Regions from separate parts of the Homo sapiens genome. Here region 2 is linked to region 1. The links are chromatin loops, found by intact Hi-C in ENCODE. Cell type or tissue: K562. All regions are shown on one strand. Links, peaks and the distances in the headings refer to the core of each region. The heading gives the core; the rest is flanking DNA. Region 1 has its middle 60 kb from the start of JAK2. Region 2 overlaps RCL1 (RNA terminal phosphate cyclase like 1).

The links. A loop is a pair of places that touch in the nucleus more often than their neighbours do. Peaks named below come from ENCODE experiments on the same cell type or tissue, not always from the same donor. Only the 100,000 strongest peaks of a DNase experiment are listed, where the experiment ranks them.
Region 2: it touches region 1 in a loop (5-fold over the local background); 4 of 110 quality-filtered maps call a loop at or near these places.

What each region holds. Positions count from the first base shown.
Region 1 is chr9:4,919,426-4,930,167 of GRCh38, reverse strand. No RefSeq gene overlaps it. Among named protein-coding and RNA genes, the nearest start is that of JAK2, 60 kb to the left of the region's middle. RefSeq lists enhancers at 5,771-5,830, 5,851-6,010. In K562, for the core only: a CTCF peak has its summit at 5,776 (motif pointing right); DNase peaks (open chromatin) are centred at 3,017 and 5,797; H3K4me3 peaks cover 823 bases.
Region 2 is chr9:4,858,207-4,868,948 of GRCh38, reverse strand. RCL1 (RNA terminal phosphate cyclase like 1) reads right to left here. Exons shown (of 9, transcript NM_005772.5): 9 at 7,883-8,824. The coding sequence ends at 8,674. Among named protein-coding and RNA genes, the nearest start is that of MIR101-2, 13 kb to the right of the region's middle. In K562, for the core only: no CTCF peak of the experiment used is centred there; DNase peaks (open chromatin) are centred at 3,048 and 5,908.

The sequences.
Region 1 (10,742 bases), core at 1,457-9,456:
AGATTCAGATTGTGCAAATATTTGATGACTCAATGAGTTACCCTTTCCTGGGAAATTTATAAAGCATCTCTGTGTAGACTATCAGATCTTGCACAGGCTTCGTCATGTATCTGTGGAATAGTAAGGACTAGTCCCGTGTGGATGTGACCTCTCAGTGTCCAGGGCAAGTCACAGGTGCACTCTGACTTAGATTTGGCATAAGGGAAGTAGAGTAATGGCCTGTTGGTTTCTGACAAGTGTTTCCTCTATAAGTTTTTCCTAGCACTTCCCTTAATACCTAGTGAACATACAGTTAAACAAACAGAGAAAGTGAGTCCTTTCAAGCTGAACTTCCAGAGAGACTCTTCAGATAATCACTTTTCAAATGGCAAGTGCCCTTTTTCTTCTTCCCCTAGGAGACAATTATCATCCATTTCAAGAGGCATAAAATATACACCCCTCTTCCAAGGAACAGTGGCTCTTCAAGATACCTGGGTTGAGGAATGGAGGGGTGGTGGGGGGGAATCTTCAAAGTAAGTTTGGACTCAGACTTAGAAATAAGAACTTCATTTTTCCAGAGATTAATCTTTCTCATCTAACTGTCTGCGATAGTGGCCTGACTTGAAGTCCCCTATGGTTGTACTATGCAGTAGCCCTGGGTGAATACTGTTGCTGTGATTGAGAATAAAATCTATTCTTCTTTGCAGAAGCCAATGTAAAGAGGGAAGTTTGATTATAATTGTGTGTAGTTTGTTTTTTTGTTTGTTTTGCTTTGTTTGAGACAGATTCTCCTGCCTCAGCCTCCCAAGTAACTGGGATTACAGACACATATCACCATGCCTGGCTAGTTTTTTGTATTTTTAGTAGTGACGGAGTTTCGTCATTTTGGCCAAGCTGGTCTTGAACTCCTGACCTCCAGAGATCCGCCCGCCTTGGCCTCCCAAAGTGCTGGGATTACAGGCATGAGCCACAGCACACAGACAGTTGTGTGTAGTTAACTGCAAGAAAGAACTATGAAAGTGTCTGAAAGGAGGCAGAGGTTTTCTTAGACAGAAGATATGCAGATATGGAGGGCCAGCTAAGGAATTTGAGCATCCTTGGATTTTGGTATCCTCACAGGGTTTCCCAGTGTATACTGAAGGATTACTATACTGAATTCTGAGAGAAAGTCCTTGTAGATCACCCCATCCAGGCAAAGTAAGTGATTTATTGGAACATGAAAACAACAAAAGTTATTTTTGCAAGTAAAAAACTTGAATTAAATTGTTTTATCTTGAGATAGACCATTGATAAAACTACAAAACATAATATTAAAAGTTAGGCCAGGCACAATGGCTCATGCCTGTAATCCCAGTGTTTGGGAAGCCAAGATAGAAGGGTTGCTTGAGGCCAGGAGTTTGAGACCAGCCTGCACAACACAGCAAGATTCCATCTCCAACAACAACAACAACAACAAAATAGCCGGGCACAGTGGTACATGCTTGTAGTCCTAGCTGCTTGGGAGGCTGAAGTGGGAAGATTGGTTGAGCCCAGGAATTCGAGGTTGCAGTGAGGTATGATCACAGCACTGCACTCTAGCTTGGGTGACAGAGCAAGACTCTTATCTCCAAAAATAAATAAATAAATAAATAAAAATTTAATTTAATTCAGTGAGGGACACTGTTCAGAGTTGAGTTGAGTTGGTCCAAGTTCATAGTCATCCAGTGGTTTAACTTGATCCAAAGATAGAGTATAAAATTAACAGAGGGGCATATAAATAGTATGTCCTTTCAATTATATTTCCTAAATTCACTTCTCTCTAAGGGGTTTTTAATAGAAGCTATAAAGGTTCTGATTATTCATGCCAGCAAGGGTCCGGAGTGCTAACAGTATATACCAGTGGTCAGTAGACGATATCCTGTAGGCCACATCTGGCCCAGCACCTGTTTTTGTGTGGTCCATGAGGTAAGAATATTTTCTTTCGCTTTTTTTTAAATGTTGTCCAGGCTGTCCTTGAACTCCAGGCCCCAAGCAATTCTCCCATCTCAGCCTCCTAAGTAGCTGGAATTACAGGCACACACCACCATACCTGGCTTCTTTTATATTTAAGTGGCTGAAAAAAAAATCAAAAGAAGACTATTTTGTGACATGTGAAAATTATATGAAATTCAAACTTCAATGTCTGTAAATAAAATTGTACTGGAACACAGCCACACCCATTCATTTATATGTTGTCTATAAATGCTTTCCTACTACAACAGCAGAGTAAATAAACTAGTTGCAACAGAAATTGCATGACTGGCAAAGTTCAAACCATTTACTATGTGACCCATTACAGAAAACATTTGTCAACAACTGGAATATACTGCTAATTAGCAACAGATCTCCGAACGCTTGAAATCAGATATGTAAACGACAGAATTCCCTAGCGGAAGTCACTCTTAGATTCCTAAGCCAAAAATAATTTAGCGAGATTTCTTCAGAAAGTCTCATTTACTCTTTTACCACTTCATGAGAGGCTTCACTCCTATTTTTATAGATGAGAAAACTGACCTCAGATATTAAGTGGTGGTGCAAATGTACTTCCCGGTAAAGAGCAAAGCAGAATTGCAGAGTCTCAACTCTTAATATTATTGAAACAAACAAACAACAAAAAAGAATAAAATGTAAAAATTTACCAAATATGTAACCAATCTTATGCCATAAACTACAAAACTTGGTTGCTAACAGGGAACAACCAGAAGCATGACACTGAAGAAAAGAAAGTTGAAAATGATTCTCATTAATTTGTAAATGAAGGGAGAGATGAGTAAGCAGCCTGAGAAAAGTTGAAGTCAGGATTTGCAGAGACGGGAAGGGTTTCCCGTGGCTTCCCTTGGTTTCCAGGGCATTGTGCTGAGTTGAAGGAATGAGTTAAGAACTCTTGGAAGTGGGATATACCAACCATTGGCTGCCAGGCATGAGCTCCTAGATCTTACTCTTCTGAGGTTCAGCAAAACTCGGCAGACACAGCAGAAACTAAATAAAGACTTCACTCAGCGCAGCCTAGCTCTCCTCCCCTACACTCATATCTGTACTGTTGGTTTGCAGAAAAGTGGATTGATAACAGTGCTTTGCTCTTAAAAGGAATAGAATGGGGATAGACAATCTAGTCCCAGTGAAGGTAAAACAATGACAATTTGAATTCCTGGAATGAAGGAAAATGCAGGCGATAATGAGAGTTAATGCAGAGGGAGAAAATAAAGAAGTTCAGACAGTTAGGAAAGATACCAGAAAAAAGAAGACAGTCCTACATGAAAATGATTGGTACTCTTGGAAAAGCTGATGGAATATAAATAAATACTGAGAAATATAATAAAAGAAATTTTCCCTGAAATGATGAAGGAACTGATTAAAAGTACTCATGGTGCATTTGTTGAATGAAAATTTGACATAAAAACAAACATTTCACTCATATTTTAATTAAGTTATTAAGCTTCCAGTGTAAATAAAGACTATTTCAGTCATACAGACAAAAAAAGCAAGACACTTACAAAGAGGAATAATCAAGTTAGACTTTAAAAACTCCTTAGCAACATTTAATGCTACAACATAAGAGAGCACTACTTACAATGTTCTGAAAAAAAAAAAACAAAACTGTATCCCAGAAATACTACAGACTGCAAAATTGTTATTTAAAGGCAACAGGCAGACACTAGACCTTGAAATTTTAGAGAACTCAGGTCTTACAGTACCGACGAAAACCCTTCTTGGAAAAACTATCCAACTATGTAATCTAGCCAACCAAAGTTGAACCAAAATAAACTCATTTGTATGCATAAAGGGACACCTAGAAGTATGTTAACCAAATATCACACTTCTTATTTTGAGATATGGAACTTTGGGTGGTTTGTTGCTTGTTTTTTTTTAATGTTTCTTGAGTCTTTGTGTATTATTTTAGTCACTTGTAAAATTTACACTGTAAAATTCACCCTTTTTATTATACAGTTCTTTGAGTTTAGACAAATGCATAGCCATGTAACTACCACCAAAATCAAGAGAAGAATAGTTTCATCACCCCACAGACTTCCCTCATGTTACTTCTTTGTACTCAACCGCTCTACCCACTACCAACTCCTGAAACCACTCATCCATTTCTCTATCATTTCACCTTTTCCATTTGCCTTTGAAATTTTCCAGAATTTCATATAAATGGAATAATACAGTATGTAGCCTTTCGAGTCTGGCTTCTGTCCCTCAGCATAATCCATTTGCGATTCATTTGTGCCACATTTATTACAGATCATAGTTTGTTCACTTTTATTGTGGACTAGTGTTCCCTTGTTTGGAGATTCCATAGTTTGTTAATCCATTCACTAGTTCAAGGACATTTGAGTTGTTCTCATTTTTGTGATTACAAATTAAGACACTATAAACATTTGTGTACAGGTTTTCATGTGAATATGTTTTTATTTCTCTTGAAAAAATACTCAGGAGTGAGACTGCTGGTTCACGTGGTAAGGGTATGGTTAATTTTATAAGACACTACCAGATTGTCTTCCAAAGGGGCTGTACTATTTTGCATTCCCATTAGCAATGTATGAGATTTCCACTTGCTCTGCATCCTCATCATCGCTTAATATTCCCAGTTATTATTTTTATTTAGTTATACTAACAAGTGTGTAGTAATATCTTGTGGTTTTAATTTGCATTTCCCTAAGCTTGAATTTTTGGCAGGTGTCATTTTTTAGAAAAAAAAATTATTGAAAATATTATTTAAAGAAACAATAGAATATAAAAAAAGCTTTAGAGTTTTTATCAAAAAGTCATAAGAAGATATCGTCACAGTTTTTGCTTTGGAAGTGTGGTGTACAGTCAAGCAAGGGCCACGTATCTTCTTTTCTCCAAGAGACCATATACTAGTTCCAGCTCTGCCACTCTGCAGCTGTGAGACCATATCCTCCAGAACCTCATTCCTCATCCAAAAAATGAGGGTTGAACTACATCAATTTTTCCCGGCTTTGGCTGTATCTTGAATTCACCTGGGCAGATTTAAAAATCCTGATGCCCAGGCCACACCTCAAGCCAGAAATTAAATTAAATCAAACTCTCTAGAGATCGGACCCAAGCATCAGTATTTTAAAGCTTCCCAGGTCATCTCATGGGCAACCAAAGCTGAAAAGCCCTCAACTAATCTCTAATTGCTTCGAACCTCAAAACTTTTTTTTTTTTTCTCCTGAGACAAGGTCTCACTCTGTCACCAAGGCTGGAATGCAGTGGCATGACAAATGCTCTCTGCAGCCTCAAACTCCTGGCCTTAAGTGATCCTCCTGCCTCAGCCTCCCGAGCAGCCACTGTGCCCGGCCAAACCCCAAAATTACATTAGTCTAATTTCAGCTTTCTCTGGCCTATTTAAGTCAGGACCACTCTAATGGAGTCAGATGATTCTTTATTGGGGGTGGGGGGATCCCTTATGCATTGTAGGACGTTGGGCCGCATCCTTTGCCTCTACCCACCAGATGCCAGTGGCACCATCCCTGCCTCTCAGTTACCAGCTGTAACAACCAAAAATGTCTCTAGATATTGTCAAATGTTCTCTGGAATGGAAAAATCTCCCCTGATGGAGAACCACTGCTTTACTGCATGCCACAGTACACCAAACACAATTCAGCGGAATTTAAAAGCTTTTATAATAGCAACATATTCTTCTGTGTTTTATCCTATCTGCTAGTGCCTCCACCCCACTTTTCTATTAAACAAACTGAAACTCTGTCTAGGCTTTAATTTTTAGGTTGAGTTGTCAACAACCAGCAGAGGGCACTTCTAAAAATGGATTGATGCTTCTAAGTTCTGAGCCCCAGCAGGTGGTAGTAAGATAAAGGCAAAAGCCCACGGCTCGGTCCCATGACCCCTGAGTGTGGGATGAGGGGCCGCAGGAGGAAGACAAGACTGAGGGCTGAAGAAGGGATTTGAGGAGAGAAGAAATAGTAGAGCAGGGGAGTTGTCAGGCCAAGTAGTCAAAGATGTCAAAGATGTAACAGGCCCAGTGAACTGGAAATTGGTTCTAGGAACTAAAAGGGATTCCAGTTAGGTGGAGAGCTGAGGTTGCATCTAGTTTCCTAGAGGGACCTAGACTTCTTTCTCCTTTTGCCTGGCCTAACCCAACTGCCTCTAAAAGGGAGTGTGTGACAAAGCTGTAAACAACCCCACTCCACTTGTGACCCTGTGAGGGAGCCCAAGATATCACATTGTAACTGCCACATTGCATCACAATTACAACTGCTACAATGTATTATGCTCTGGGTCTGCCATACGGTTTTCTGGAGGGCCTAAAAGTTCCAGTAGTCTTCTCTCCAGGTTCCTGTCATGCTGGTTTTGTTATCATTCTCAGTAAAATGTCACCATTGACTCCGTTTTCTTGAGAGCCATGAACTCTTCTAAAAATAGGTCTAACATCAGCTTTCATTACATGCCTCTTCTCATGTACCACCAGGCTTGATTTTCCCTCTGTTTTCTTTCTTCCAACAACAACATATTCCAAAGTCCTTTCAGAGGCAGCTTGGCCTGATGGTTCAAACAGTTCTTTTCTGACATCTCTTCAGTCTTCTGGCAAAATTAGAGCAGTGCCTGGCTCACAAGGAGAAGAATGGCCACCTAAGACAGTGTAATTTTTTTCCCGAAAATATACTCATCACATATTTTCCCATTTTAAAATAATATATAGATAGTAGAGAAATTTTGCAAAGGACAGAACAGTAGAAAAAAATAAGATAATCCCAGCCAGGGCCATTCTAGATGAGCCAATGGCCAGTGGACTCTGTGTCCACTTGGCTTGGCAAGCCCAGCCAAGATCACCTAAGCTCAACCTGAATTAGCAAAGCTACATAGACTCTTGAATTAAACAAATGTTTGTTTTGCATGCTACTGAGATTTGTGTCATTCTGTTTTGAAACGTGATTGTGTCAATAGATAATTGATACTAAAAAGTGTGGTACTGGTGTAACACAACCTAAAACTTGTGACATTTAACTTTGAGATGAAGCAGTAGATGGAGGCTAAAAAAATGGTGAGGGAATTTTTAGAAGTGGCCTGAGAAATTGTGACAGCATTCTGTAGTAGCGAAATATTTAGCAACAGGACAGCCTGGGGTAACTTAGAAGACAGAAAGCAAAAGTAGCCACCAGCCAAAACTCGAAGGGACAGAGATTGTTCAAAACATATGAAGTCCTCAAGGACCTCACCTTTCTCTGGACAAGAAGCAAACAGAGAAAGTTGTTCAAAGGGCATACCTTTTAATGCCCTCTTCAGAAGAGGTCAAGTAGGGCAATGGAAAGTATGGAGGGCTATCAGAGGGCAGAACCAACAGCTGTGATGAATAGGCTGGCAAGCCTTTCCCAAGTAGCAGAGCTGGGCCCTAATTTAAAAACATTTCACTCCCTTAGAGGAGAGAGACCCAGCAATTTGCCCAGTAGGATTTCAGAACTACTGTGAACCTATGATTGCTATGTGCCCCTCATTCTTCCACTTTGGGAATTGGAGTTCCCGACTGGAATTCCCAATGCAATAAAGTTCTCATTTATCTTGTCTCTGTTTTATCACTGTATATTGGGTGTCTGAAACCACATAGCTTATCTTTTTAGTTTACAAGTCTCTGTGTCAAGAGAAGTCATATCTTGGCTTGACGTAGCTCACAAGAACCTGGATTTCAAACCTGTTTCCATGATTGGATGACACTTTTGGGGGGTCTGGGATGGGCTTTAGTATATTCTGCATATGAGAAATATGTGAATAATTTTATCCAAAAGGGAAGACTGTGATCAATTGTTTAAAAAATGACCTTAGTTATTCATCCGTCCTGTGATGATTAATTTTATGTGTCAACTTGACTGGGCTACGTGATACCCAGGTAGCAGGTAAAACATTTTTCCTGGGTGTGTCCATGAGGATGTTTCCAAAAGAGATTAGCATTTGGATCAGTAGACTGAGTAAATATCACCCTCACCAATGTGAGTGGGCATCATTCAATCCATTGAGGGCCTGAATAGAGCAAAAAGGCAGAGGAAAGGTGAATTTGCTCACTACTTGAACTGAGACATCCATCTTCTCCTGCCCTGAGACATTAGCATTCCTAGTTCCTAGGCCTTCGGGTTTGGGCTGGAATTACACCACTGACTTTCCTGGTCTCCAGCTTGCAGATGGCAGACTGTGGGACTTCTCAACCTACATAATCATGTGAGCCAATCCCTCAGAATAAATCTCTTCCTATATATCTGTCTATATCAAGATTTAGATCTCCATATCTACATATATCCTATTGATTCTGTTTCTCTGATGAATCCTAACTAATACATCTCTCTTATTCACATCTTTGCCTTGCAACTTTGAACTTTGTAATGCTCTCACACAATGACTGCAAAATCAGTCACGTAACTTGACCTATGTTACATTAGCAAATGTGACATAAGTAAAGACTTAAAATATGCTTGCATGTTCAGACTTGCTCCTTCTCTTGCACCCTGGCTACCCTAAACCACCCCAGTAATCCCAATCACTCCAACTGAGACATCATAGATCAGCAAACAGCCTGCCAACCCCTGGAAGTGTAAACATACCTTGCTAAGATCAGCAGAGCCACCTGGTTGCCTGGCAGTTCACCACAGATGCATAAGCAAGCCCAGGTGAATTCAGTCCAGGTCAGCTGAATCCCATAGACTCCTGAGCTAAATAAAGATCTATGGTTAGCCAGGTGTGGTGGATTAAACCTGTAATCCCACCACTTTGGGAGGCTGAGGCCGGCAGATCACTTGAGGTGAGGAGTTGGAGACCAGCCTGGCCAACATTGTGAAACCCTGTCTCTACTAAAAATACAAAAAAATTAGCCAGGCATAGTGGCAGGCACCTGTAATCCCAGCTACTCGTGGCTGAAGCAGGAGAATCACTTGAACCCAGGAGGCGGAGGTTGTAGTGAGCCGAGATCACGCCATTGCACTCCAGCCTGGGCAACAAGAGTGAAATTCCATCTCTAAATAAATAATAAATAGAGGTGGAGCCAAGATGGCCGAATAGGAACAGCTCCAGTCTACAGCTCCCAGAGTGAGCGACACGGAAGATGGGTGATTTCTGCATCTCCAACTGAGGTACCAGGTTCATCTCACGGGACAATGCCGGACAGTGGGTGCAGGACAGTGGGTGCAGCACACCATGCATGAGCCGAAGCAGGGCGAGGCATCACCTCACCCGGGAAGTGCAAGGGGTCAGGGAATTCCCGTTCCTAGTCAAAGAAAGGGGTGACAGATGGCACCTGGAAAACCGGATCACTCCCACCCTAATACTGCGCTTTTCCAATGGGCTTAACAAACGGCACAACAGGAGATTATATCCCGCACTTGGCTCAGAGAATCCTACGCCCATGGAGCCTCACTCAATGCTAGCACAGCAGTCTGAGATCAAACTGCAAGGCGGCAGTGAGGCTGGGGGAGGGGCGCCCACCATAGCCGAGGCTTCAGTAGCTAAACAAAGTGGCCCAGAAGCTCAAACTGGGTGGAGCCCACCACAGCTCAAGGAGGCCTGCCTGCCTCTGTAGGCTCCACCTCTGGGGGCATGGCACAGACAAACAAAAGGCAGCAGTAACTTCTGCAGACTTAAATGTCCCTGTCTGACAGCTTTGAAGAGAGTAGTGGTTCTCCCAGCATGCAGCATGAGATCTGAGAATGGGCAGACTGCCTCCTCAAGTGGGTCCCTGACCCCCGAGTAGCCTAACTGGGAGGCATCCCCCAATAGGGGCGGACTGACACCTCACACGGCCGGGTAACCCTCTGAGACAAAACTTCCAGAGGAACGATCAGGCAGCAGCATTTGCGGTTCACCGATATCCGCTGTTCTGCAGCCACCGCTGCTGATACCCAGGCAAACAGGGTCTGGAGTGGACCTCCAGCAAACTCCAACAGACCTGCAGCTGAGGGTCCTGACTGGTAGAAGGAAAACTAACAAACAGAAAGGACATCCACACCAAAAACCCATCTATATGTCACCATCATCAAAGACCAAAGGTAGATAAAACCACAAAGATGGGGAAAAAACAGAACAGAAAAACCAGAAACTCTAAAAATCAGAGCACCTCTCATCCTCCAAAGTAACGCAGCTCCTCACCAGCAACGGAACAAAGCTGGATGGAGAATGACTTTGACGAGTTGAGAGAAGGCTTCAGAAGATCAAACTACTCCGAGCTAAAGGAGGAAGTTCGAACCCATGGCAAAGAAGTTAAGAACGTTGAAAAAAAAATTAGACGAATGGCTGACTAGAATAACCAAGGCAGAGAAGTCCTTAAAGGTCCTGATGGAGGTGAAAACCACGGCATGAGAACTACATGATGAATGCAGAATCCTCAGTAGCCAATTCGATCAACTGGAAGAAAGGGTATCAGTGATGGAAGATGAAATGAATGAAATGAAGTGAGAAAGACGTTTAGACAAAAAAGAATAAAAAGAAACGAACAAAGCCTCCAAGAAATATGGGACTATGTGAAAAGACCAAATCTATGTCTGATTGGTGTACCTGAAAGTGACGGGGAGAATGGAACCAAGCTGGAAAACACTCTGCAGGATATTATCCAGGAGAACTTCCCCACTCTAGCAAGGCAGGCCAACATTCAAATTCAGGAAATACAGAGAACGCCACAAAGATATTCCTCAACAAGAGCAACTCCAAGACACAAGATTGTCAGATTCACCAAAGTTGAAATGAAGGAAAAAATGTTAAGGGCAGCCAGAGAGAAAGGTCGGGTTACCCACAAAGGGAAGCCCATC
Region 2 (10,742 bases), core at 1,816-9,815, 62 kb after region 1:
GTGGCGGGCACCTGTAATCCCAGCTACTCAGGAGGCTGAAGCAGAGAATTGCTGGAACCCAGGAGGCAGAGGTTGCAGTAAGCCGAGATCATGCCACTGCACTCCAGCCTGGGTGAGTGAGACTCCATCTCCAAAAAAAAAAAATAGTGCAAATCATTTGAAAATGAGAAGCACCTCTCACACTCCCGCCCACTGGAGGAGTCATAGGTTTGATATGTCTTCATTGCTCTTCCGCCGGCAGCTCTTGACATTGTTGCCATCAATTCATGATCTTGGCAATGGGCAAAAAATCCTGGTCTTCCTCCCCAGCTCCTGAATCTGTTTTCCAGAGGTTAGAAAAAGCAGAACCATGCAGTGGCTCACACCTGTAATACCAGCAATTTGGGAGGCTGAAAGGCAGGCAGATCACCTGAGGTTAGGAGTTCGAGACCAGCCTGGCCAACATGATGGAACCCCATCTCTACTAAAAATACAAAAATTAGCCAGGCGTCATGGTGGGCACCTATAATCCCAGCTACTCGGGAGGCTGAGGCAGGAGAATCACTTGAACCTGGGAGGCAGAGTTTGCACTGAGCCAAGATCATGTCACTGCACTCCAGCCTGGGCAACATGTCTACACAGTGAACTCACTGAGATGCCTGTAGGGCCTCTTTAACTCTTGTATCATATGTCATGGGACAGTTTGACCTCAACCCACCTGCAGGTGCTATAGCTTGTCTCTGGTGAAACTCTGTCTTAGGACAAAAAAAAAAAAAAAAAAAAAGGAAAAAAGAAAAGGCAGGACCATGATAGAGAACAAGAACATCAACTGACATTTTTCTTTACGCTGTGCCCCGGCCCCTCCTCTTGGCCCACAACACCCATGCTGCTCCCACACATGGAATTGGTCATTGCCACTTTTCCTCCCTCTGGGTTACCACCCAGAGTACTGCTCCCCCTTCTAGCCCAAGAATGCCACTGGCTAATATAACAAATCTTTGCCAAGCATCCAAGATAACTTTGGCCTTCTGAGTCCAATGATCTTGCCTTTGTTGGGCATCATTTGTTAAGGTGAATTCATCCTTGTTTACTCGATTCTATACCATAATGCTGGAGGATTCTGGATGGTGAAAGATGGTGGTGGGCAGGCAGTATTGTGGGGCATCTTTCTGAGAATATTCAAGGAATTAGGCAATGTAGTCTACAGTGGACAACTGCTCCTTCTGCCTATCCCGTATCAATTGTCTCTTCTATAAAAGCATTCAGACTTCCCTTTGAGAATCAACTCTTCCTTTCCTCTTAGTCCGTACAATTTAGGTGAGGCTGACATCATTACCACTCCAGGGATGAGAACAGGACCCAGATCTGGTCAATTGGGGTGCTCTGTGTTCAACAGAGGGAGACACAATTCTGATAGCTTTTTTAAAAGTTTTTTTTTTTTTTTTAAGTATTGAATAGAGAGAATCACTCACTACCCAATAAATCCCAGGGTGGGTAAGATATTTCCCATTTTCAGATGAGGGTACTAAGGGTCAGAAGGATGGAGGCCCAGCCCAATGCTACTGACACAGCTAGGATTCAGTATTGGGTAGAGAATCTCTATCCAGTACTTAAGGGTTGTCAAAAAAAACAGCATATGAAAAAGAATGCCTGCTGGAGAAGGAAGACAACACAACAGAAAGCAGAGATGGGAGAGAGTTCAATTCTTGAACTCCTGGCCTGAAGTGATCCTCCCACCTCAGCCTGAGAGTTGAATTCTGATGACATTGTTTGAACCCCTAGATCCAGCTTTACCTGAAGCTAAATGCGCTACTAAACTTCTCAGTTTAAAAAGCCTATAAATCCTGCTGTTTGAGTCAATTTCTTATTTGCAACTATGTTCTATTCAATTCAAAGCCTTAGGGCTCACCCAAGTTAAACTGACTTCTACATTCCTGTTGTATCTCTGGACTCATGAAACCTAATCTTTCGCTCTACCACCAGTCAAGGAGGCAACTCACAGTTTTTTAATGCCTAGTATTGCCAGGGCCTGTACAGTACGCATGCTTAGTCTTCATAGTCTTTTGCAGTAGGTTTTGTTCATATCCTAATGAGGAAACTGAGGTTCAAAGAGCTGAATGATTTGCTCAAAGGTGTGCCTTAGGCAGAAGACCCAAGACCAGAGCCTTAGGCTTGTTTGACTTTTTCTATTACATGATGTTTCATGCAGCCCCAGGCTGGCTACAGGAAACGTAGGCTGACACATAAAATTTCAGAATTGGCAACTAGAGATTATGATTCTTTTCCTTTCTTGGTGGGAGAGGAAAGGATGGAGTTCCTTACGACTCAGTTTGGTTTGGTGTACACAGTGGCTTCAGGACCTGCCAGGTCAGCCAGGCTTTCTCCTCTGTGCCGACTAGATGGATCCTGGCACTCCACGTTGGAACACGGTGAACTCACTGAGATGCCTGTAGGCCCTCTCTTTAACTCTTGTAACATATGTCATGGGACAGTTTGACCTCAACCCACATGTAGGTGCCATAGCTTGTCTCTGGTCTTCTAGCTGAGTACACCCAAGTACTAGATGTTAAAGATAAATGCTGTGACTCATTCTGACATTAACCTGTTATGCAGAAATCTGCTTTGAATCTTTACCAAGGATCAAACAACTAAAAAGAATCCTAAGCACAAACACAAGTTTAATAAATCTTCTCAATCCCAGGGTGGGCACAAGGTAATTCCCATTTTCAGATGAGCAAACTAAGGGTCAGAAGGACAGAGGGCCAGCACAATGCTACTAACACAGCTGGGATTCAAACATAGCTAATTCCTAAGCCTGTGTTATTTCCACAATGCACTACTAAAATTCAAGAAGCCAGCCAGCTTTATTTTACGTATTTCAAAAAGAAAAAAAAAAAACTTCTCTCACAAATAATATAATTGATTTTTAATAGAAACTTAAAAACTTTAAGATCATGGACACACCAGATCTTAAAAGATGGCCCCTACCACCATAGGTGAAGAGAGAGGAAAATTAAGCAACGACAGGGTGCAGTGAGTACTACGATAAGGACGGGGAGAGGCGTCTATGAGAACATGTAGCAGTGGGTGTATTGTGAGGATAGAGGGTTTCCTCACGAGCAGCTGAGGCTTTAAGACTGAGGAGGTGGCTCCATAGGAGGAGGGGCAGGCTTAGATGGTTTTACTTTCTAGGTGTGTTATGAGAGCATTATCGAACCACACATATTAAAATGTAGCTCAGCCGGGTGTGGTAGCTCATGCCAGTAATCCTAACATTTTGGGCAGCTGAGGTGGGCAGATTATTTGAGCCCAGGAATTTGAGAACACAGCAAAACCCTGTCTCTATTTTTTAAAAACTTAAGAAAGGAAAGAAAGAAAGAAAAAATGTAGCCCTATCCAAATCTCTGAAAAGCTATTTATAATTTTACCTTTTAAATGGCTTGGTGATCAGCAACTCAATGTGCTTAGCTATGACTCCTTGGTAATCACTGCATGCACTTAGAAATTCTTGTGACATGCTCACTTTGGCAGAACAGACACTAAAACTATAAATCTTGTGAAAAAAGAAATTCTCACCTATATTATTCTCAATATTTTAACAATTAAGCTGAAAAAAATTAAGCTGTACAGTGTTTTATTTTGTAGATATTTTTCTTGCTCTTTTCTTTGCATGATTTGCAGCCAGGATTATTTTTCCTGGTTTCTTGCAAGCATTTCATAGGTCCTTCAAAGCTTATAGATCTTAGGCACGATGCCTTTCATTGTCTAATGAATGGGTAAAATAGCAGGGTGGTCAAAACAGAGCTTAGGACCAAGAGGGGGGCATGTGGGAGGGTCCAGGAAACAAGTGCTTGCACACAGCACCTAAAACAGCCTGAGGTTGGGTTGCCACAACTGAAGCCAGGTACCATTTCAAACACTAACAGACTTCCTTGAAGATTACAAAGAACTTCAGGATGGTTCACCATCCCAGATGTAGCAGGAAGCAGCAGCCGACCTTACCTTTGGGGCATCATTTTCTCCCAAGACGGAGACCAGTTGCCTAGATGGCCCCCAGGGAGTCCGGCAGCAGCCCAAGTGCTCTATCGCAGCCATAGTAACAGGGTATTCAGGGAACAGACACACGGAGGCACATATCTTTTAGCCAGGCTCGTTCATTATCTTTTGTCTTTAAGTTGGCCTCTGATTTCTATATCAGTTGAAATATGTAATGTCCCAAATTGTGGCAGAAATAAATTAACAAATTAAGCAATCTGAGGATTTTTGGACACAAGGCTCTTCAGAGGGGTGGGAATGAGGAGGAAACAGGAATAAAGAATGTCCCGAGCCCTCAGAGACACTTGAATACCTGAAATATCTAGGATGTTTTAAAACAGGTGCCGATCCCAGGCCCGTGCTCAGGGTACCTGACAGGTACGGGCCAAATGCGACCAGGAAGGAGGGCAGCCCCACACCCGGGCAAACCCTGACAACCGGACAGCTTTCATTTGCTGGAGTAAAGGAGTGACGTGGCTCGGCCTTTGTTAGATGCCAAACACTGATAAAGCGTTCCACTCAAATGGCCTCTTAGATGTGGCCAAGAAAAGTACAAAAAGGCCCAGCTTGCCTGTTGACAATCCCATTAAACTTTCAGTCACTTCTAAAGAACAGGCCAGCACCATCTGAACATGGAAACCCAAGTGCCAACTACTTCTCGTCCACTCTGGAGTAAGGGACAATGGAGATCCTGGGTGGGCACAGGCCCTGCAGTGCTGCATTCCCACTCATCACAGACTAAAATTGCCACCTGTACACCCCAGGTCTGACACTACCAACTGGGAAGGCCAACAGAACCCCACATTCTACTCCAAAGACCCTGGAACGAAGGCACAGTAAATCCACTTATTTAGCTCACTCTGATTCCGCCTCCCCCAGCCGAACTCCACCCTCACCTCAGGCACGGCCAAAACTTTGGAAATTGTTTCACTGATGCTCCAGTGTCCCCAACTACCTTTGATTTCATCAACTGCTTCCAGCCTTCTGTACAACATCCTGCCTACTTCCTTTGCCTCCCTCTAGCACCTTCAACTCTTCTACTCAGGGCCCATAAAACTAAGTGCCAGGATTGGTCTCACCTAGCAGCCTCCCAACACAAAGACCTAACAGGAAATGGCCACCTCATGGTCTTCTGCCGTTTGGTGTGAGGACAGGCACCATGGTACAACTTGAATTTTTGTTTTTATAATTTGGGTCTGTGATTAGCTATCCTTTACCACTTTTTTGGAAATGATTTTTTAAAATAAAGAAAACCCAGAAGGGAAAGCATCAGGATAAATAGCTAATGCACCCTGGGCTTAATACCTAGGTGATGGGTGGATGGGTGCAGGAAACCACCATGGCACATGTTTATCTATGTAACAAACCTGCACGTCCTGCACAGGTATCCCAGAACTTAAAATTAAATTGGAAAAACAAAAACAAAAACACAAAAACTCCAGCCTGGACAACATCTCTAAAAAATTTTTTTTTAATTAGCTGGGTACAGTGGCTCATGCCTATAGTCCCAGCTACTTGGGAAGCTGAGGCAAGAGGATCACTTGAGCACAGGAGTTTGAGGTTACAGTGAGCTAGGACTGCACCACTGCACTCTAGCCTGGGTGAGACCCTGACTCAAAAAAGAATTTAATTTTTTTTTAAAAGAACAAAACCCCTGAGGCTTAGCTGCCCAGTGAGGGCAATGTGTAATTCAGCAGGTCCTCCTGTTGCTCCTTCCCAATCAACATGTCATGTTGCAACACACTGGCTGCCTCCCACCCGTTAGCAACTGTTTTGACCACTATGGTAAAATCATCATGATGGAGGCTGGCTGGAGTCTGCATGGAATGTAGTTAAAGGATGTTGAAAGACAGAAGCAGGGCCTTGTAGATGACAAGAAGGCAAAGAATGATACTGCCATGACCCCCAGCAAGTTCACAGGTTTATCTGCCTAAAAAACTCACACTCCCATTGAACAACTGCTGCCGTTAACTCAGAATGGTCTATCTCTATCAGCAGAAAGGAACAGACAGACCAAGATAGAAAACCAAGCCCCAAAACGCTGGAATCTCTCGCTTCAAGCTACCCCAGCAAGTAAGTGGACCGACCAGGAGCTAAGCTAGAAAAAAGGAAGAGAATGCAGGATTTGAATAGTCTCTAAGATGTCCCAGCAAACAGCAAAGGATGACTTCTTCCCGAAGGAATGGTACATTGCTTCTCTTGGGAATTTGAGAAGGGGCTGGGAGTGAGCTGTTTAAATAAATATTAAATTTGTCCTCTTTTTGGCAATACCATCACCATTCCTGCAAGATGTTCCAACTCCAGAAGCAGCTTTGCCAAATGCAGGGCTGGAACCACACCAGACACTTCCAGGTTTGCAGCAGACAGTAGCACATATCCCCTCTACTGCTTATAGTAATCTGCCTGGCCTCTATGTGCCACCCTACATTGACCAACAGCACCATTTCCAGAGCTTGTACAAGGAACGGCAGGTATGTGATATTCCAAAAGCAATGTGCCCCTTAGTTCTGGATTTGAGCTCTATATGGGCAGATCTGAGTTCGAACGTCAGCGGCACTAGGTAAGACTGCAGTATGTGTGGCAGGCAAAATTCTTAGATGGTAATCCACGATTCCCAGCCCCTGGTTATTTAAACACAAATCTAGTATTGCTGTTGTCAGTTGACCTTAAGATAGGGAGATAATCCAGGTAGGACTATTGTGCTATGAGTCATTTTTAAGCAATGTTTTCTCCAGCTGGTATCAAACGGAAGGTGAATCCAAAGTACCAGGATTCCATGCACCATTGCCAGCTTGAAGGTAGGGGAGACCAAGTGAACAGAAATACGGACAGTGCCTGTCTATATGCTAAGAGTTGTCCACAGCTCACAGCCAGCAAGAAAAATGGGAAGAAAACAGGTGACTTCAGTCCTACAACCCTGAATTCTGTCGACAACCTGAATGAGCTGGAAGCACATTCTTTCCCAGAGCCTTCAGATGAGAGCTGAGCCCAGCCCAGGTGACACACACCCTGATATCAGCCTTATGAGACTCTAAGCAGAGAATCCAACCAAGCCCTGCCTGGATATCTGACCTTCAGAACTGTGAAATGATAAAGAGGTATTGTTTTAAGCTACTAAGTTTGTGAGCATTTGTTATATACCAAGAGCATATTACCAATACAGTATGTAAAGCTCTCAGTAGAATGTCATAGTCCAGAATGTCCTGGCCTTCCTCAAGGTTAACTCTCTACCTCCACATCCTCCCACACCCCTAGACATCAAAGCACAGCCTTTCTCTAGCCCCTTTTCACTTAAAAAGCAAAAGGTACCGAGAGGGAGTGATGAGGCAAAGTTCACCCCCGGGGGAGGACACCATTTGGAATTCAAGTAGAAAGAAGTACATCTTTCCCCTTCTACAAACTTCAAGCCTATGCACATATCAAATGCAGACTCTATTAGCTGGCAGGGGAAATCTGCCATGGATCCTGGTATTCCTGCATATTCTTGCTGGGCAGGCTCTTGCCTGGGTTCTTTCTCAAAACTGTGTTTGCAGGAGGCAGTCTTAAGGGATGAAGTAATCTCTGCACGTGAAACAACAGGCTTGCCATGAAATAGGTGGAGTCCCCAAACATAACAAGTTCTTTGGCTATGATGCAAACTTGTAACATGCATAGCATCTACCTGGGCCCCTCCATGTCCACTGTGAGACAGGGGAAACCAATATAAACACGAAGTTCATGCTGCTTGCTATGCTGAGTAAAGTTCTTTATCTCTGACCCAGGATCCTCATGTCTTCTGGTAGCATCAATAAAAAAGTAATAATCTAACTTATTAGCTTGCAAGGGTAAAATCCCAGACCCTGACTCTATTACACTTATTACACTTAGATCCTTAAATGAGGAGATTTAATGTCTTTACATTATACATTTCAAAGGAACAAAACACCCTTTATGAATTTTCTCATGGAGATAGCACTTACATCACAGAGCTATTGTGAAAATAAAATAAGAATGTACAGCACACCTGGAATATAAAAACATCCCAATAACTTACTTGGAGCCCCGCAGCCATCCATCCCTCACATATAAATACAATGAACCAGATGAAGATCCGTGTCCGTGTCCATGACAGCAATCCATTCAGAAGATCAAAGATAAATAGTCTAATACACCAATTTCTGACATTTGCTTAGCACTGCAGGACTCATGAAGAGCTGCCACTCATATTATCTCATTTAATCCCTACAACAAAAACCAAGGCTCAAGGAGGTGAGTCCTTGCAGAAAGAACAGTAACAGACTCCACAGGTTTGCAAAACAGCCATATGACAGAGGGCTGAGGAAGCCTATGATAGTAGGCTGAGGAAGCACAGCTGAACTGCAGCTACGAGACTGTTCTAGCAGCACGACTGTGGCCTGAAGGCACATTCTTCCTCCAGGTAAGGCAAGGGAGCTCTCATGGTGACTGGGCCCCTCCTGGGCAATGGCAATGCCACTGGAGAAACAGCTGGAAACCATATGCTACAGGGATGTCTTTTATTTGTATATTGATATTTCTTCACAGAAAATTAAGCAAGTGGCTATTCTGTCCTGGATTAATCCATTTGGACTTGGTCCCATTGGTGTCCGTGGCAGCTTCTGCTTTGTCTGTAGGCATTGGGGCCTTATCTTGTGATGGTTATCACTTGAGGGTCTTGCTAAGGTTGGAGAAACCAATGCCAACACAGGTCATCAGCACTTTATCCCCACCCTTGAGTTCTTCACCACATGGCTTGGTTTCAATTTTAAACATAATCTGGAAAAAGCTCTTCAAATGCCGCAAAAATTCTATCCTAAAAAGGAAAAAAATAAATAAATAAATAAAAAGAAATTCATTCAAAAAAAAATTATCCTCTACCACCTAGAATCCAAGGTTTTAATCTCCCAGACCTAGAGGGCTGAAGTTAAGACCTTCTCATCGAATCTGATTAAATAGTACTTCCTTTCAGCCAGCCAGTTTCCAAAGAAGATTTAGATAGTTTGCAGAGATACACGCAATACAGCAAGATAAATTAAACTGGGGGGGGAAAGGTTAGAAGTTCGTACGTGACACATAAGTTATTTAGTTCAGACCTAGCAGAAAATGGACAGAAATATGGTGATGACTCTTTTTTTTATAAGAGATGGGGTCTCACTATGTTGCCCAAACTGGCCTCAAGCTCCTGGGCTCAAGCAATCCTCCACCTCAGCCTCCTGACTACCTGGGACTATGGGTGTCCCAATGTACCTGGCTTAGGCAATGATTTTTGAGTGGCCTATACAAAGACAGAAACACCTATTTCCATGATTCACAGCACCATGACATTCAAAACAAGCACAATGACTACTGATGCTGAAACAGACAAGTCCCTCCCTTCATTCTCCAATAATACCCTCGCATTTACTTAATATGTATCAAGTGCCTACTGTATGCTAGGCACTGTTCTTGGTGCTGGGAATATTGCACTCAAATGAAAAAAAATAAAAATAAAAATCCTTCCCTCAGGAGGATTTCAATCTAGTGGTATAGATAGAGACTAGATAAATAAATTAATTTTATTCCTGAAAAGTGCTATGTAATGTAAACAAAGCAAACAACACAGACGGGGAAGAACTGTGGGTATGACAGTATTTGTACATATTTGGCAGAAGGCAATATTAAATAAGGTGGCCGGGGAAGTGTGCACAGTAAACACAACAAGGACAATGGCATCACAGGGCGATGGCATCAGTCCAAGAGTACCTTGGGAAGAGCAATTCTGTGGATGAACCGCAGTGCAGGTGCACAGGCTTCTAATGGTCTCGCCTGGCAGACCTAGCGTCACCCCAGCTAGCCTGACCATAAGACTCACCTGAACAGTTCATTAAATACACAGGTTCCTGAAGGTTATGGTGAACTTGCAACTGGTAGGAAATGTCCATATGGAAGAGCCCAGAATCACAGTCCACACACAAAGCTGATCCCTCCCTACCCTCCACCAGGCCCTGTACTCCCCAGTTCATAGAGGCCAGAAATCTATGTTGTTAACAAGAATCCCTGGCAAGTCTCATTGGGCAAGGTTAGGGAATACTGGCTTAGTGAAGAATGATGGCTTGCACATCTATAGTGAAGTATTACAAAAACCTCGCACTGTACTGTCTCCCAATCAAACCAGCCAAACTCTCCACTCTGGCCAGATGGTTCTCAATCTCGACTGCACATGGAATAACCTAAGGAGCTTTAAAAACACTGACGCTAAACACATAGATCAATGGAAGAGAATTGAGAGTCAAGAAATAAACCACACAGTTATGGCTAATTTCCTCAATGAGGAAAGCATAATCATTGCAACAAATGATGCTGGAACAACTGGATATCCACAGGTGAAAGAATGAAGCTGGGCCCCTTCCTCACATCACACACAAAACTTAACCCAAAAGAGATCAAAGTCATAGCTGTAAGAGCTAAAACTATAAAGTTCACTAAAGAAAATACAGGAGTAAATATTCATTACCTTGGGCTAGGCAACGGTTTCTTAACCATTTCTTAAATACAACACCAAAAGGATGGCAATAAGAGACAAAATAAATAAATTGGACTTCATCAAAATTAAAATACTTTGTGCATCAAAGTGCACCATCAAGAAAGTAAAAAAACAACCTACAGGATTGGAGAAAAGATCTGCAAGTCATATATCTGATAAAGGTCAGGCATCTCAACTATATAAACAACTCTTACAACTCAATAATAAA